Regions from separate parts of the Mus musculus genome. Here region 2 is linked to region 1. The links are chromatin contacts, found by Hi-C or POLR2A ChIA-PET in ENCODE. All regions are on one chromosome and are shown on one strand. Each heading gives the region's core, a stretch centred on a gene start or an enhancer-like site at or near the end of the contact. The rest is flanking DNA. Distances are from core to core; before and after follow the strand shown. Region 1 holds the start of Wdr26 (WD repeat domain 26). Region 2 has its middle 29 kb from the start of Gm39718.

Evidence for each region. Hi-C counts contacts between places; a loop is a spot of excess contacts on that map. ChIA-PET counts read pairs that join two places held with the same protein, here RNA polymerase II (POLR2A).
Region 2: a map of heart shows a loop between it and region 1 (10-fold over the local background). The contact joins the enhancer-like site here to the promoter of Wdr26 in region 1. A Hi-C loop is called at or near these places in 5 of 37 maps with a recorded cell type or tissue (gastrocnemius, heart, regulatory T cell and 1 more). POLR2A ChIA-PET finds 5 or more read pairs at or near these places in 2 of 5 experiments (Patski and embryonic stem cell).

Annotation. Positions count from the first base shown.
Region 1 is chr1:181,205,767-181,213,507 of GRCm38, reverse strand. Wdr26 (WD repeat domain 26) reads left to right here and starts at 1,530. Exons shown (of 14, transcript NM_145514.5): 1 at 1,530-2,432; 2 at 4,196-4,295; 3 at 4,401-4,505. The coding sequence starts at 2,071. It overlaps Gm38664, which reads right to left and starts at 2,072. Exons shown (of 6, transcript XM_011238899.2): 1 at 2,009-2,072; 2 at 1,462-1,698. The coding sequence starts at 2,072.
Region 2 is chr1:181,254,740-181,262,332 of GRCm38, reverse strand. No RefSeq gene overlaps it. Among named protein-coding and RNA genes, the nearest start is that of Gm39718, 29 kb to the left of the region's middle. Within about 2 kb of position 5,458, at least 3 of the 3 ENCODE cell types and tissues checked have a DNase peak (open chromatin) inside an H3K27ac peak, as active enhancers do; they include gastrocnemius and heart, where a contact is called at or near this core.

The sequences.
Region 1 (7,741 bases), core at 281-2,780:
TTTTTCAGAAAGTAAATTTTGCCTAAACACTAACAACCTTCATGATAATGAGATTTCTAAAGTTGCTGTACAGGGCTCTATGAGGGCATTGACTATCTAGTAATTCTGGCTCTGCTGGATATACTGTCTGTGCCCTATGAACCTCAGCTAAAATGAAGGTCTGTCTCAGGTGAATACAAACACCGTATGTGAGTCACTTTGCAATTACAGCTGACACCTGAAAGCATATTTAAAGCATGACAGCCACAATGCTAGATCTCTGTAAGACTGCCCTGGTCTCTGTCTCTCTTCCCAGTCTCAAGATGAAGAGAGCTCAGGATTCTTGACAAATCATAGGCTAATTTTTATTACACTTCTAAATTTAAAAAAGGCTGTCCCCAAAGACCTAAAAATTACTGAGCTGTGAGTGTTGTAAATTTCAGAGACATAAGATGTATTGCTTAAGGCTGTTGGGTCTGTTTGTTTGGTCTTTTTGTTGTTGTTTTCCTCCCAAATGGAAGTCACGTCAGGAAAAATATCTGTCCACACCAGGTCTACATGCTACGACCCAAGTCCATGAAACTGACTAGGGCCCCATGGACCATTTGCCACAGAGTAACATAGTTACTCAGTTCTCTGCTGCTGTGTTTCTCCACTCAAGAAAGCCGTTTAAAGCGCTGGGACAGTGAAACTCCGGCCACTTGAAAATTTCAAACCAGAATCTGAAACGGTGCCCCAATCCCACCCCTCGGTCAGAGGTACAGGAACCAGGAACAAGACATCTGAGCGAGCACTTAAAAGAAAGACAAAACAAACCTAGTAAAACTCCAAAGCAAAGCGCCTCTACACACCCTCAGCCTTTGAAACGTCTTGCCCCCACGAGTTGTTGTTTTTCCTCCCAGAGGGAAGGCAGTTTACGGCCGACTTCGCCTTCCCAGGGTGGAGCACACTCAGCTCTGCTGTCATCTCCCTTGTCCTGGACTGACACGGATACAACTGTGTGTGGTGCTTGGCTGTGCAAGTTCAAGTGTTTCCACCCTAAACCGAGGCAGTGGTTAAATCCTGAGTGCAGAGCAAGAAGCCGGTGGCCAGGGGCCTAGCACACCCTTGTGCTCGAAGTCACAAGCTGCAAAACCAGGCCGCCGGCGGCCCCACCCTGGCCCGTGCCAGTGCGTCTGCGGCCCCCTCCACGCCGGCCGCTCGCTCCTTTCTGGGTCACTCAGGGTGCAGGGCGAGGACGTGATCTCCGCCTCCCACCCTGCAGGGCCCCGGAGCGAGGCTGCGAACTTACTGCAGGCCGAGCTCGCACGCCTGACCCGGGGAGCCAGGGCGGCCTCGCACAGGCGGGCCAGGTCGTGCTGAGTCGCGCCTCCCCGCCGGGGCCGGACCCCCACCCCCGGCCGCCCTCGCCTTCACCCCACGGCCTCACCCCGGCCGCCGGACACACACGTGCCGGGTGACAGCCCCCTATAGGTTCCATACCTGCTGCCGGAAGTGAGCGAGGAGGGCAGTATAGGCATTTCCTGTGACGCCAGCGCCCGGACTCCATTAGACAGCAGCTGGGGGAAGAATCAACACACCAGGGAGCGGAGCGGCGCGGACCCAGCACCGAGGCGGCCGCTGCCTCCGCCGCCGCCTCCGCCGCCGCCGTCCGGGCTCCCAGCTTCGGGCCCGCGCCCCCCCCAGTGCCCGCGAGCCCCCGGGCCGCGCCGCGAGCGCCTCCGGAGGGGGGGGGAAGGGCCCGGTCCTCCTTCTCCCCCTCCTCCCGCCCCGCCGACCCCCGCCGCGCCCCGCCGGCCTCCCACCACGGCCTCTCTCGGCGAGGAAACTCTGGCCTCCGCTTCCTCCTCCTCCGACTCGGACGCCGGCGGAGCCTCCCCGCCCCCGCGAAAGAAGCCCCGAGCCTCGGCGGCGGAGGGAGCAGGAGAGCCCGGGGCCTCGGCGGGCCGAGCAGGCCTCCCCCCCCCGCCCTCGCCCTCGCCGGCCGCCTCCTCCTCCTCCTCCTCCGTGGTGGTGGTGGTGGGACTGCCTCCGGCCGCCCCCGCCGCCCCGCAGCGGAGCAGCGGCCACAGCCTGGTCAGCGGCGGCACCATGCAGGCCAACGGGGCGGGAGGAGGCGGCGGCGGGGGCGGCGGGGGCCAGGGCCAGACCCCGGAGCTCGCCTGCCTGTCGGCGCAGAACGGGGAGTCGTCCCCTTCGGCGACGTCCGCGGGGGACCTGGCCCACGCCAACGGGCTCCTGCCTGCCGCCCCCTCCGCCGCTGGCAACAATAGCAACAGCCTGAGTGTCAATAACGGGGTTCCCGGCGGGGCCGCCGCGGCCTCCGCCACCGCCGCCGCCGCCCAGGCCACCCCCGAGCTGGGCAGCAGCCTCAAGAAGAAGAAGCGGCTCTCGCAGTCCGATGAGGATGTCATTAGGCTCATAGGACAGCACCTCAATGGCCTAGGGCTCAAGTAAGTGTCCGTCCTACAACTGGTGAGGGCCAGGCCGGGGCCGAGCGGCCGGGTGGGTTGCGGGGACCCCGGGGCCCAGTGCGCAGGAGGCCGGGGACAGACAGCCCTGGGGGGGGGGGCGGTGGAGGGGAGGTCTAGGAAAGGGAATCGGCCCGATGTCTTAAGGCCAGCCGAGCCGCCTGGGCTGGGGAGGGGTAGTGGAAACCCAGGGCGACCCCTCCCCGCGCACCTCCAGAGCAGGATTGTCTGTCCGGGAAGGCGGACACCGAGGTTGTTTATGCTGGGGGAGGGGTGGATCAGAGCGGTGGAAATAATGAACCTTGGAGGATTTGTTTTTCAAGTGTGTCTCAGAGGCATCTTTGTGGGACACCTCCCCACCCCCACCCCTGACCGACAGCAGCCCAGGCAAACTACCAATCAGGAAGGACAGTCGCCTACAAGTGTTTATGGGAACTAAGGGGCTGGCATAATTTGGAAAGAGGCTGTCGAGTAAATCTGATGGGAATAATGAAGTCAGATACCCAGTGGAAGTCATGCAGACAGAGGCCGTGTGTGTGTGTGTGTGTGTGTGTGTGTGTGTGTGTGTGTGTACACACTAGAGGCCTAGCACTAGTAAAATCCCACTTCAAAACCCAGAAGGTTTTCTTTTGAAAATGTGATGTCAGGTCTGGTGAATCATTGGTTTTCAAATACAGTTTGGGTGGTCATTAATGTAGGGTGAAGGTAGACAGCGGGTCCAACCAAAACGCATCTGTTTTGAACACACAGGAAAGAAAAGCTGAGGGAGTTGAGGTAGGGTTGGTGGGAGTGTCCTGGAGCTGAGTGAAGGTGGCAGAGCCAGGAGCTGACAGTAAACAAGCAACAGTTTCTTAGAGTCAAGGCGAATTTGAAGGCAACCAGACCAGGGATTTTGGTTTTGTTTGGTTTTGCTTTGTGTGTGTGTGTGTGTGTGTGTGTGTGTGTGTGTGGAGAGAGAGAGAGAGAGAGAGAGAGAGAGAGCGCACCCGTGCATTGGTTGGGAAAGGGGCAGATCTGCATTTTCTCAGTGACAGAAGTATTTCCACTCCCAAGCTGATAATTGCACTGTTGAGCTGAAAAATGGGGAGCGCTAAAGAAACACCGAACCAAACCATGAACAGCTCCCAGAGAAAAATCCAGAAAGGTTTCACTTTAGTCCCCAAGGAAAAGGAAAAGTGTGAAAATAAATTTTGTGAATGCTAACAGAATATATTACTGAGGGAAGCAGTAAGCTGACAGCAGCAGGCGGAAATAACTCGTGACTGTTTGGAGCCTACAGCATAGTAAATTGGCTATTTTTAGTATGGAGAGAAAGGAAAGGGTTTGGGGTGCTGGACTTGTTTTAATTGTAAAGATTGACCTAGCAGGCTTTCCATACCAGCAGAATATCTGGAAGGAAAGCTATACCTAATACAGGCCATCTGTCACCTTGTATTTTATCTTTCAAAGTGCTGTGCCATAGATAATGTGTAGACCCTAGTTTTTATTTAACCAATGTTAGAGCACATTTTTAGAAATTGTATACTCTTTTAAACTTCTGAAACATTAAATGGCAAAAGTAGGAAGAACTTGCTTAATTCCAGTTTCAAGAAAGGTTTTTAATTTGAAATGTAGGTGGCATTTACTTTATGAAGGGTTTTAAAGCTATTTTTTTTCTTCTTCATGAAGTTGTACATACTAGTTTTTTAGGAAGAGTAAAGCCCTACAGTTGGTCAGGTCTTTCTCACACTGTATCTCTCCTGCAGCCAGACTGTTGATCTCCTCATGCAAGAGTCAGGATGTCGTTTAGAGCATCCTTCTGCTACCAAATTCCGAAATCATGTCATGGAAGGAGACTGGGATAAGGTAAAGGAGGCCGGGAGCTGTGTGACTGCGGCGCTGCAGCTATGTGGTTGATGGGGATTTGGGGACATTGTTGGTTTTCTTTTATATCTTTTTTTTTCTTTGCAGGCAGAGAATGACCTGAATGAGCTAAAGCCTTTAGTGCATTCTCCTCACGCTATTGTGGTAAGAGGCGCACTTGAAATCTCTCAAACGTTGTTGGGAATAATTGTGGTAAATACACTTTTGTTCTTAGTTTCACATTTATGCTTATTTTAGGTTATTGATAACTATAGGCATCTGATCTTAAGAGGCTTGAAAGTAAATTTTATATAATTTATAAATAAGAATGAGTTGTTTATGATTATAACCTATGAACTTTAACTGTTTTAAGTCATGCTTAGTAAATGTCATTTGAAACAATTGGTAATTTACACTTTATAAAAATTTAAAGATTCTCCTGCTTTTAGTGCTGTTGATAAGAGCCTTATTAATGTTAAGAATAAAATATACTTTTATATCACTCAAAATACTCACTGTGTTTGTTAAAGTGAAAAATATACTTGGGTGTATATATACTGTACAGCCTGAAGAATCTGGTAAATTGTTTTTTTTGATCGTTGGAATTACATAGTTAATTAATAATAGTCTAATTATACTGTTGATGTGCCCATGTTCTTTCATTCACGTTATAAGAATGACAGGTGTGAAAGTTTATATGATAGTGTCACCTTGGGAGGGTTAGGTGCAGGCTTGGCTATTGGGCCCCACTCACCAATCCTTATATTCTTGGAAAGATCAGTTTAATAGTTTGTCCTTGTTAGTCTCTTTCATAAACCTTAACTGGTTTAGTTTTGTTGTGTTTTTTGTTTTGTTTTTGTTTTGTTTTTTTAATGCTGGTGGGTTTTAATTCTTTAGGAAGGGTATGTTTTGTTTTGTGTTTTTAAAGCATGAGTGATTGGAAAGCATAAAGAATCAGCTGCTGGCTTATAAACTTGTAGCTGATTCATGTATTGTCAAAAGAAGTTTCCTGTGTGGTGGAGGAGGGACAAAGGAGAGAGTAGGAAGTGAAGTAGGAAGACAACTGTTTGTTAAATGCTAGTATGTGATCATTAGCATTTCCTTTTTTTAAATTGGGTCAAACAGTAACCCTTCTTATCTTTGTTTATAAACTTGATAGAGCCATGGCTGGCTTGTTTGTTTCTTTGTTTGTTTTTTAAAAACTTTGTTTTAAAATAATTTGAAATTCTTTATATAAATCTGTGCAATAATACAATTTTAGAAAGTGGGCTTATGGCAAATTAAAGGTCTAAAGAAGTACGACAAACATGAAGTTAGTTAAATTCACGAATCAATTCTTTCAGTAAATACCCAAACTATTAAAAAATTTAAACCAGTATCGAATCAAATGATTTAACTTAAGGAGTTAAGAATTCCATAGTATAATTTAAAAATAAAAATGAGCTAAGGTAATTAAGCATCCATATTTGAAGGGCTTACATTTTTTTCAGGAATTAGAGAGTGTCCTCAATTGAATGTCTGGGCTTTAAAACCTGGGTATGGTTTTGGTTTTTTGAGATAGGGTTTCTCTGTATAGCCCTGGCTGTCCTGGAACTCACTTTGTACACCAGGCTAGCCTTGAATTCAGAAATCCGCTTGCCTCTGCCTCTGCCTCCTGAGTTCTGGGATTAAAGGTGTGCACCACCACGCCCTGCTCTGAGTAAGTTTTAATTGGAAAGTTTTTCACATTTTTTTTTTGGCTCAAACTGAATGAGCTAAATCACAATAAAGTGGCCAAAATCTGGATTGGGATTTATTGGTGGCTATAAAGAAATTATTTGTGTAATATTTTGATGTGATTTCTTGGAGCATGTTTTCATTTTTTAAGTTTATTCAAATTGTGTCTGTACTCTAGTGGTAAAAAGTTTAATGGACTCACTTCTTTTAAAACTTGATTTATAGTAGTTTGAGACTTCTGCTTGGATTTAGATTATGACTCATTAGAAACTTCAGTAGAAGCAACGTGTGAATGGAAGAGAGGTAGTTATAGAGAATAAGGATGAAGCCTGTTCAGTCTGTAGAACATTGTAGGATCTAAGAGATGCAGGTTAAATCTCTGGCTGAGCCTCACACCATCAAACTGTTGAGGTGTTTATACAAAGAAAGGGTCCGACTTTGTCTCCTCCAAGCACTGAGGAGTCGATTGCTTCACCTTTCTGATATTGTTTGTTCCTTCCCAACGTCATTGCTAGAAGATGGCTTATTATAAGCTGGGATTTGTAATATCTTAGAAGACAACTACGTGGGTTTTTAACATAATGACTTAATTATTTACCCCGACACTTAATGACATTATAGTCTCAAACAGCACGTAGCTATTATTATTTCTTGTGATGGGAATTGAAGCCCGAGCCTTGTCTGGGTTAGCTAGTGCTCTGCTGCTGAGCGGTATCCCTAGCCTTTAGGTTGAGCTTTGTTTTCTAAGCCTGAATGTTTTTATTGATCGAGTTTACTCCCTTCTTTTCCCTGCCCCACTGCACTCAGAATAGTAGGTGTTGTGGGCTTTAGATGTTAAGGTCACGAATTCAACATTTTTCAGTCAGTTTAAGTTGATATGCTCAGCCATGTCTTATAAATCTGGATAGACATTTGAGACTAAAAACAGAAAATTACTGTTTAGAAAACCTCTTTCTTTTGTTTTTTTTTAATATAATAGTAATAATCTAAACAAAAATGGAAAAATACTGACTTGACATATAAAAATGAACTCAAAAAATTGGGTAAGAAAGAGCTTTGAGATCCATAGCTTAAGTATAATTTATTTTTCCTTTCCTTGGAATCGGGATTTGATTGGGAAATTTTGCTTTATAACATTATTCCAGAGTTAAAGCCACCACAAAGTCAGGCTCCATGTGTATATTGTTTCTGTTTTTCTTCAGTGTTAAATTTAGTCTATTAATGTGGAGAAAGAACAATGGTCCAGATACTGGGCAAGGTGTAGGAGGGTCCAAGAATATAATTCAATTTCAGGATTTTAAAAGAAAGAGAGGAGGGCTAGAGAGATGGCTCAGTGGTTAAGAGCACTGGCTGTTTTCCCAGAGGTCCTGAGTTCGATTCCCAGCAACCATATCGTGGCTCACAACCATCTGTAATGGGGTCCGATGCCCTCTTCTGGTGTGTCTGAACAGTGTGCTCACACACATGAAATAAATAAATCATAAGAAAGAAAGAGAGAGATGAAAATATTGTTGGGCTCAAAGGCAATGAAACACCAGAGATCTAAAATAGTCTTCTAGGGTCTAACTGGAAACTGGAGGTTTCCTAGTTGCTCTTCACCCTCTGGCTTCTTTTCAAGAGTTTCTGATTAAAAGTAGAAAGACAGACAGACAGACACACACACACCTGTGTGAGCCAACCTCAGTACTGCCTGGTTTTTAACTTTGTCAAGACTGAGCATCAATTGTGCATCC
Region 2 (7,593 bases), core at 4,209-6,708, 45 kb before region 1:
CAGACTCAGAGAGAAAGGAGTCTGCATGATGGGAAAGAGGAGAGGGCTGGGTTTTATCTCCAGCCTTGAAGCTTCTGTTTGATAAACTTCCTCTCTGCCAAGCATACTTCAGGCCTGGCTTCACCAAGTACCAGAAAATGGGAGCTGGGCAGGGAGATGTCTCTCATCTGCTGCTGGGTGTGGCCAAGCATCCTCTCCAGACAGTCAGGAAATAGACCCTGCTCCCAGAGAGAAAGGCCCATAAAACAACCGTCACCCTGGATCTGCAGACATGCTCAACCCTGGCAGTTCACTGCAAAACAGCATTCCTGAGCAGGGACTGAGTCTGGCTTACTGTCTGGTCACCACAGTGGTGGGAATGCTCGCAGGACCGGCCTAGTGAGAAACCATAACTCTTGTTGTTTGGTTTGGTGTTGGCTTGGGTTTGTAGAAACGGAGCTTCACTGTGAAGCCCAGGCTAGCTCCACTGTGAAGCCCAGGCTAGCTTTGAACTCGAGACCCTCCCACCTCATCTTCCTAGAATGCTGGGATTACAGGTCTATGTAGGTGAAAGGTGTAACTATCAATTGGTTTCCCTTGATGGTAATTCTATCTTTCTGAATATAGGTAGGGCTACCACAGAGTAAGATACCAGCTACCCTTTTTTCCACTGTCCCATTACTGAACTGGGATGAGGGTGAATTTCTGGGATTAAGTGTTAGCATTTTGTCTAACCTCTGCCCCACAGTTACCTGGCAACAGCCAAGTACGCTCGACTCAATATAAAAGGGGCTGCTTGCCCCCTCCTCTCTCTTTTGCTCTTGCCTTCCAGCTCCTTCTCTGTCCTCTTGCCCCTCCCCCCCATTCCCCTCCCCTTTCTCTTCACGTGCTCATGGCTGGCCTCTAGTTCACTTCTCTTCTCTTCTCTCCCCCTCCCCTTCCCCCTCCTCCTCTCCCTCTCCCTTTCCCCCTCCCCTCCTCCTTCCCCCTCCCCCCACCTCTCTCTCTCTCTCTCTCTCTCTGCCTTTCTCTGCCTTTACTACCCTCTTAACTCCCCTCCCCATGCCCTGAATAAACTCTAGTCTATACTATACTGTCACGTGGCTGGTCCCTCAGGAGGAAAAGATGACTCAGCATGGGCCGGCAGAGGCACCCCCTTCACCTATACTTCACCACACATCCACCAAAACATATTCCTCCTCTCTTTATCTTTTTATAAACACGCCATTAAGAGTTGGGGAGGAGTCTGCACGGATAAAGCACTTACTCCAGAACTCATGTGAAAAGCCAGGTCCAGGGGTGTACTCTGTGATCCTGGCACTGGGGAGACAGAGACAGAGTGTTCCCTGAAGCTTAGTGGTCAGCCAGGCAGTGAGACAATGAGAGGCGGGCTCAGTGGGAGAGCCTGTTTGCAAAAATAGGTTGAAGAGCACTGGGTTAGCATAACTTGATTGTGGAAACCTGACTGGGGTCCCAGGGAATGGCAAAAGGACAGACACACACACACAGACACACACACAAAAGCTGAGATCGGATGGACTGTGCTCATCCTGAGAGAGAGCACCTGGAAACTCAACTCATTTTATGATGTACAACCCGAGGAGGGAGAAGAGTTAGTTAGCTTTGGTGGGGGGGTCTCTGTAGGGGAGAAGTCTCAAATCGCAGTCACCAGGGAGGAGGAAGCGGCAAAGAATGTTAGTTTCCACATACACCGCCAACATCGCACAGACCGGAGGGAGGCTTTGCCAATTCCCATGGTTCTGAGGCGCTAGGGTCCTTGATAAGGCCATGCCCAAGTCAACAACACATATTCTCTCAGGACTTCATCTGATCCCCACAGGAGAACAACAGAGGAAGACACTCAAGCCCGACCTCCAGCCCACGAACACAGCATCTTATGTCGAGATATACTGATGTGTATATTATATATCAGAGAACTTATTGTGGCCTAGGCGCCATTTTAATTGTCTCATAAATGTTACTCAATGCTCATGGCAAGCCCTATGTGGTTCTCACACCACCTTCACTTGCAGTTTGGAAGGCTGGGGCACAGAGTGCTTGATTTGCCCAAGGTCACTGTCATAGAGTGATGGACTCAAGATCTGCAGCTTATCTGCCTAGCCTTGTTCTGGGTTGTTACACCCATTCTCGTTTTGGCCTGGTAGTAGCACATTTGCTTGTTATATTTTTGTTACCTGGTACTCCCCTTGTCTATGCAAAAGAGGACTTCCTGTTTAGATAATGAGCCAGATGAGGATTCGATTGTGATCATCTTCCTCTCTGGTCCTATGATGGGCATAATCTGATCCCTGAACCTACATAAAAGTTCAATCCAGAAAAAGATCTTACCATTGTAAAACAAGCAAGCTCATTTTAAGGGCGGCAGCTGCACACAGGCTGCTTGGGTCCCCGCCCCCCGAAAGGATTAATCAGAGCTAATTAGAAACAATGCTCTCTTCATTCTGCATCCATTCCCCGCCTACAAGTGCTCCACAGGGTCACACTGGGCGCTATAGCCCACTCCCCAAGACAGCAGAGCTGGCAGCTCAGGGCAGACCGTACAGAGAGGAGGCCCAGGGCATGGCAGAGCAAAGGCTGGCTGAACGACAGAAGTGGGGAGACAACAGAAACTGTATTGGCTTTCTCAGTGCCTGGAGTCTTGAACAAAGAGGTGATACTATGTGTACCAGTACCTGCCTGTAACGACCCTCAGAGTGTGGCCCCTGTCTGACGATCACACCACCTCATAGGTCATTATCTGATTTCCTTTAACACCAGCTGCCTTTGTTATAAATGAATTCATCCCTTAACGATTCACTAGCCCTGAGAGATTCATTCCCAAAAGATCAAAATCCTGTAATCAAGAGACCTTAAAATAGAGAAAACCTGCCCGTGGGCCTTACTGCCAACTTCTGGGGGAGTGAAAGGGAGTAGGCTTCCCAAGTAACAAGTGAGTTAAACCCTAAAGCCGGCCACTTCAAGAAAAGAACCAGACCTCTAGTGCAATGGATCACAGATCAAAGAGCTTACAGTTAAAGCTTTGGCCTCTTCAAAGTCCTTTGCACCTAGAGACTGTTATAAAAATCAATTATCAGCTCATCAACTTTACTGACCAACAGTGGTTTGTATGATGTCACTAGAAACACACACTCACACACACAAAGGGGGCGCTATAATCCAGTTCGAATGGCAAAACAATATAAACTAAAAAAGAAACAAAATCTTAGAGACAGATCACCTCGAGTTAGAATCCCAATTCTCTCAGTGCCCGAGGTCTGGTCAATCTCCAGTGTTCTCAGAGATCAAGTGGATACTTATGTCTGCCCCAGGGATTTGATATACTTGTGTAAGTTCATTGAGATACCAGGGAAAGGGCCGCCACCTATGGAGCTCCGTAAACTTGAGGCAAGTCATTATTGTTACATAGTATCCTGTCCATTTGCAGAGAGCCATGACTGAGGGGATGAGGTCACATCTGACTGAGTACCCAAGGCACGTGCACTCTGACTGATCTGACCAGGATCTGTGATACAAAAGAAGGCATGTCCATTGCAAAGAGGCCATACTCTGCCCCCCGGGGAGGGGGAGGGGAGGACATTCATGGAAAGCATCCAGCAGCACAGGACTGTACCTAACCTCCAGGTGTGCTATGCCAGGCACTGTGCTTCTGCCAACACCTTGACCTTCACATCGCCTCTTCCAAAGCAGTCTCCTCTAATTCCTTCTAGCTGGGCAGTGAAACATTTGCTGCTGGCTTCCCATCTTCCAGATGGTTAAACTGAGGCTCAGCAAGGCAAAACAAAAGCATCTCAAAGCTAGCTCTAGGTGGACTTGGGTTTGTATTTAGTTTCGTTGTTTGTTTTGCTTTGAGATGGCGGCTCCCTACGTAGCTCACACTGGCCTGAAACTCAGTATGTAACATAACTTTGTCCAGCATTCACGAGCCTCCTGCATCGGGGCTTCCCAAGTGCTGGGATTACAGGCCTGTACCTTCTAGCTTCCAAGTAGACTTTGAACTCAAACAGTGTGATTCAGCATAGAGGGCTAGTTACTGCTCTATCATAGGAGAGCTCGGAGGAAGACTTACATGGGATGCGAGGGCGACCCCCCAGCTCTAGGAAGGATTGAGTTGGGCTCTCTAGGAAAAGCAGGATGGACTTGGTGGTCCGAGATCTGTTTTGAGAGAGGTTGGGGACAGGATTCCAGGATTGAAGCCTACCAGAGCTGCTGAGAGTTCCAGAAAAGAATGTGAAGTGAAGGGGGAGGGGTGGATAATAGAGCAGGGAGCACAGGACCAGCCTCTCCCACCCAGAGGTCCCAGAAGTGCTGAGGAAGGGAACTTCCAGGGTGCCCAGGGCGAGGTTGGGGATCAATTTCCCTTAGAAAGTGGGGCAGGAACCCAGAATTTCACCCTGTTGGCATTCGAGTAACCGCCTACATTTCTAAAGAACACACCACAGTTTACAAATTACTTGCACAAAAAAAAATGTCCTGTTTCACTATGACAGGCAACCTGTGTTAGGCAACTTAAAAATCCTGCACTGAGCTGAGTTCACCGCGGGCCCAGTGAGGGTGGTTCTGTTACTGTCCCTCCCGTACTGGAAAACAGAGGCCAAGGTCAGTTGTCATGTGGCAACATTGGGGTTGGAGCCCAGATCTAATTCGGGAAGGACTCGCTTAAACCGCAGTCCCCAAACAACCTAAGAAGCAAGCAAGTTACTGTTAGCGCTTTGCAGGTGGAGAGGCTCGAGTGAGTATGGACTCTAGCAGGTTCACTCTGCTCATGGTTAAACCAGGTTTCCAGACGTGAGTAGCACAGAGGATTTGCAGGAGGGCCGCGGGTAGACACACCCGAAGCCCGGGTCTGTCTATCTAAGTTCCACAGCTGCCGTACACACCCGTACAGCCTTGGGGAGAAATATTCCAGATTACCAAACACAGCGCTTGTACAATAATCAGGTTGTGCGAAGACCAGATTAGGGAAGACCCACCCCGTGTAGAGCCCCGAGGCTCGAAACCCTCCGGATGGTACTGGCTAGGGCTGGTGATACCTCCTCACCCAGAACCTGGAATTAAGGGAGGCGGGTTCTGCTCCTCTAGAGCCCAAACCCGAGGAAGGAAATGGAAGGGTGGGATGGTGTCAGACGGAAGGGAAAGCAGAGAAGAGGAAGACCAAAGCCAGCAAGGGGGAAGGGGAGGCTCAATGGTCTACGCCCTGACTGTGCGGCAGATGCATGAGGCCCCAAGACTCTGCCTGGCAAGTGCAGACTGATTGCATAGGATCAAATACCGTGCAAGGTTAGTACACCGTGTCCTAGGTAGAGAGGAGGATTTTAATACAGAATAAAGGCCGCCCTCTTTCCTGCCCTCCTCCCACAGAGGGGGGGGAGGGGGGTGACTGGCCCTGGCAGGTCGCCTGTCCCCGCCCCGCGCCCTCCCCAGAGCCTCCTGCCCGCTGAGGTCGCCGCCCAGCAAAGCCTGGGCACTCCTCCCTTGCTTGCCGCAGGTCTCGGCCCATCACCCGAGCCTGGTCCCACCCGCCAAACCACATACTTTCACCTCCGTCTCACCCTTCCCTCCACCCTTCCCGTCTTCCTGGCCCAGTCCTCGCCACTCAGATGATTTTTAAGTCTGCCGCTTCCTTTCAATGGCTAGAGAAAGGATGGAAGGCTTGTGTTTGGCAGTGTTTAAATTACTCCAGAAAACACCCAGTGGCAAAGACAATAAAAGGGTACAGTTTCTTCGGCTGCTTCCGCAGGGCAGGGGGAGGGGTGGCCCGCTAACCTCCACCCACCTGCCGCCCGCCCGCCAGCTGTCTTCTGGGTGGACAGCACGGGGTCTCACCCCTGTCCCCTCCCCCCACCTCCTCTTTGGCAGGCTGGCAGCCTAGGCCAGCTGGATGGCTTGTCTCTACTCTGAGCTAGAAGGCTTCTGAAGTTAGCTGAGGCTCACAACTCTCATGCGCCTGCTGGGCGATCAAGACTTTTTACAAGGAGGGTGGCGCTATTGCCTCCTATCCGTGTCCATCAGAAACCCCTTCCTGACCAGCTTCGTTCCCACAAGCAACTGCGGCTGCTATCTCATGCCACCCGCGTATTCCAGCAGAGTTTGAGGAAGACCCTAATTTCCATTTCTTCCAGCAAATATGATTGCTTGACTCCAACTTCTGAGGTCCTGGGGAAGACAAGAGCCTGTGTCTGGGCTCATCTTAGCAGTTAGCTTGGAATCTGCTCACAACGGGTCACCCCCGGGGAAGTAAGTCCCTTGCTCACAACCTCGATGGCAACCATCCAGAACGAGAGAGAACTCTGCACACCTCAGCTCACCCTGCCTGTCCCCAGGAAGACTCACACTTGCCCATGCTCCTACCCGACCTCCTTCCAATCCTTTGTCTAAGGAACCTCCTGTAGCAGGACTGTCCTAGAAAGCATCCAGCTAAGAAAGACTTCTGCATTAAAGCATTACTTGCTACAGTAGAGCTACGTTCAAGCTTCTAAGTGACTGTCTGCTAATGATGTGACCTTGGGCAAGTCACTTAATCATGCTAAGATCCATGTTAGTCACCTGTCGATTTATCATCGATGCCAGAGTGCAGCCTGCTGCCCATATGAAAGGGGAGTGAACACAGCTTCCTCACCCCCATCTCTATTACAGATGGAGCCCAGCGCATCACAGGTGCTACTGAGCGCCCCTGACAGCTGGCCCGAGACACACCTCCACGCTGCTGCCTGAAGCAGCTCGAACTCCTCAGCTGCCTCTCAAGTGAAGTGGGAGTGGATTTCACTGCAGAGAGAGATTTTAGGGCGAGCCAATAAGACACACAGTTGGGGTTTATTAAGAAGGCATGCCAGCTTGAAGAAAAAGAGGGGCTCGGGTCAGATAATGCACACAGATCCACAGGTGTGTGGGCCTCTCAAGGGGGAGTGTCCCTGCCGTGTCTTAGTGACAACCACACATATAATGTTGGTAGCTCTCAAGCTACATCTCACAGCATCAATAAGAAGACCCCCCCCCCTTTTTTTTTTTTTTTTTTTTTTTTTTTTTTGATAATCGAGGTTAAGGTGTGGCTTCAAAAGCACCTGGATAGGATTGCTAGCTGAGAAAGAAGATAAAACCATGCATGAGCCAAGGGGGGTGTGCAAGGGGTTAAGGCCTGTCCCTTACTATAAATGGTGCTTCTGGTGAGATCCCTCGAAAACTGCAGGTTTACACAGTTGTGAGAGGGAGAAAGGCCGAACCTGCTTCTGTCTAAAGCATGGTGGTTGTCGCTGCTCCAATGTCTCTACGTGGGCGTGGTGGCACTCCTTTAATCCCAGCACTAGGGAGGCAGAGGCAGGCGGATTTCTGAGTTCAAGGCCAGCCTGGTCTACAAAGTGAGTTCCAGGACAGTCAGGGCTATACAGAGAAACCCTGTCTCAAAAAACCAAAAAAAAAAAAAAAGTTATCTCTCTGGGGTTCATCTCACCTCACCAGCAGTTTTATTAACTGCACTGGGACTCCTAATTCTTAGCTAGTGAGAAACTTCTCCTTTCTTCCCTCCCTCCTTCCCTTCCTTCCTTTTTCTTTCTTTCTTTTTCTGAGACACGGTTTCTCTGTGTAGCCCTAGCTGTTCTA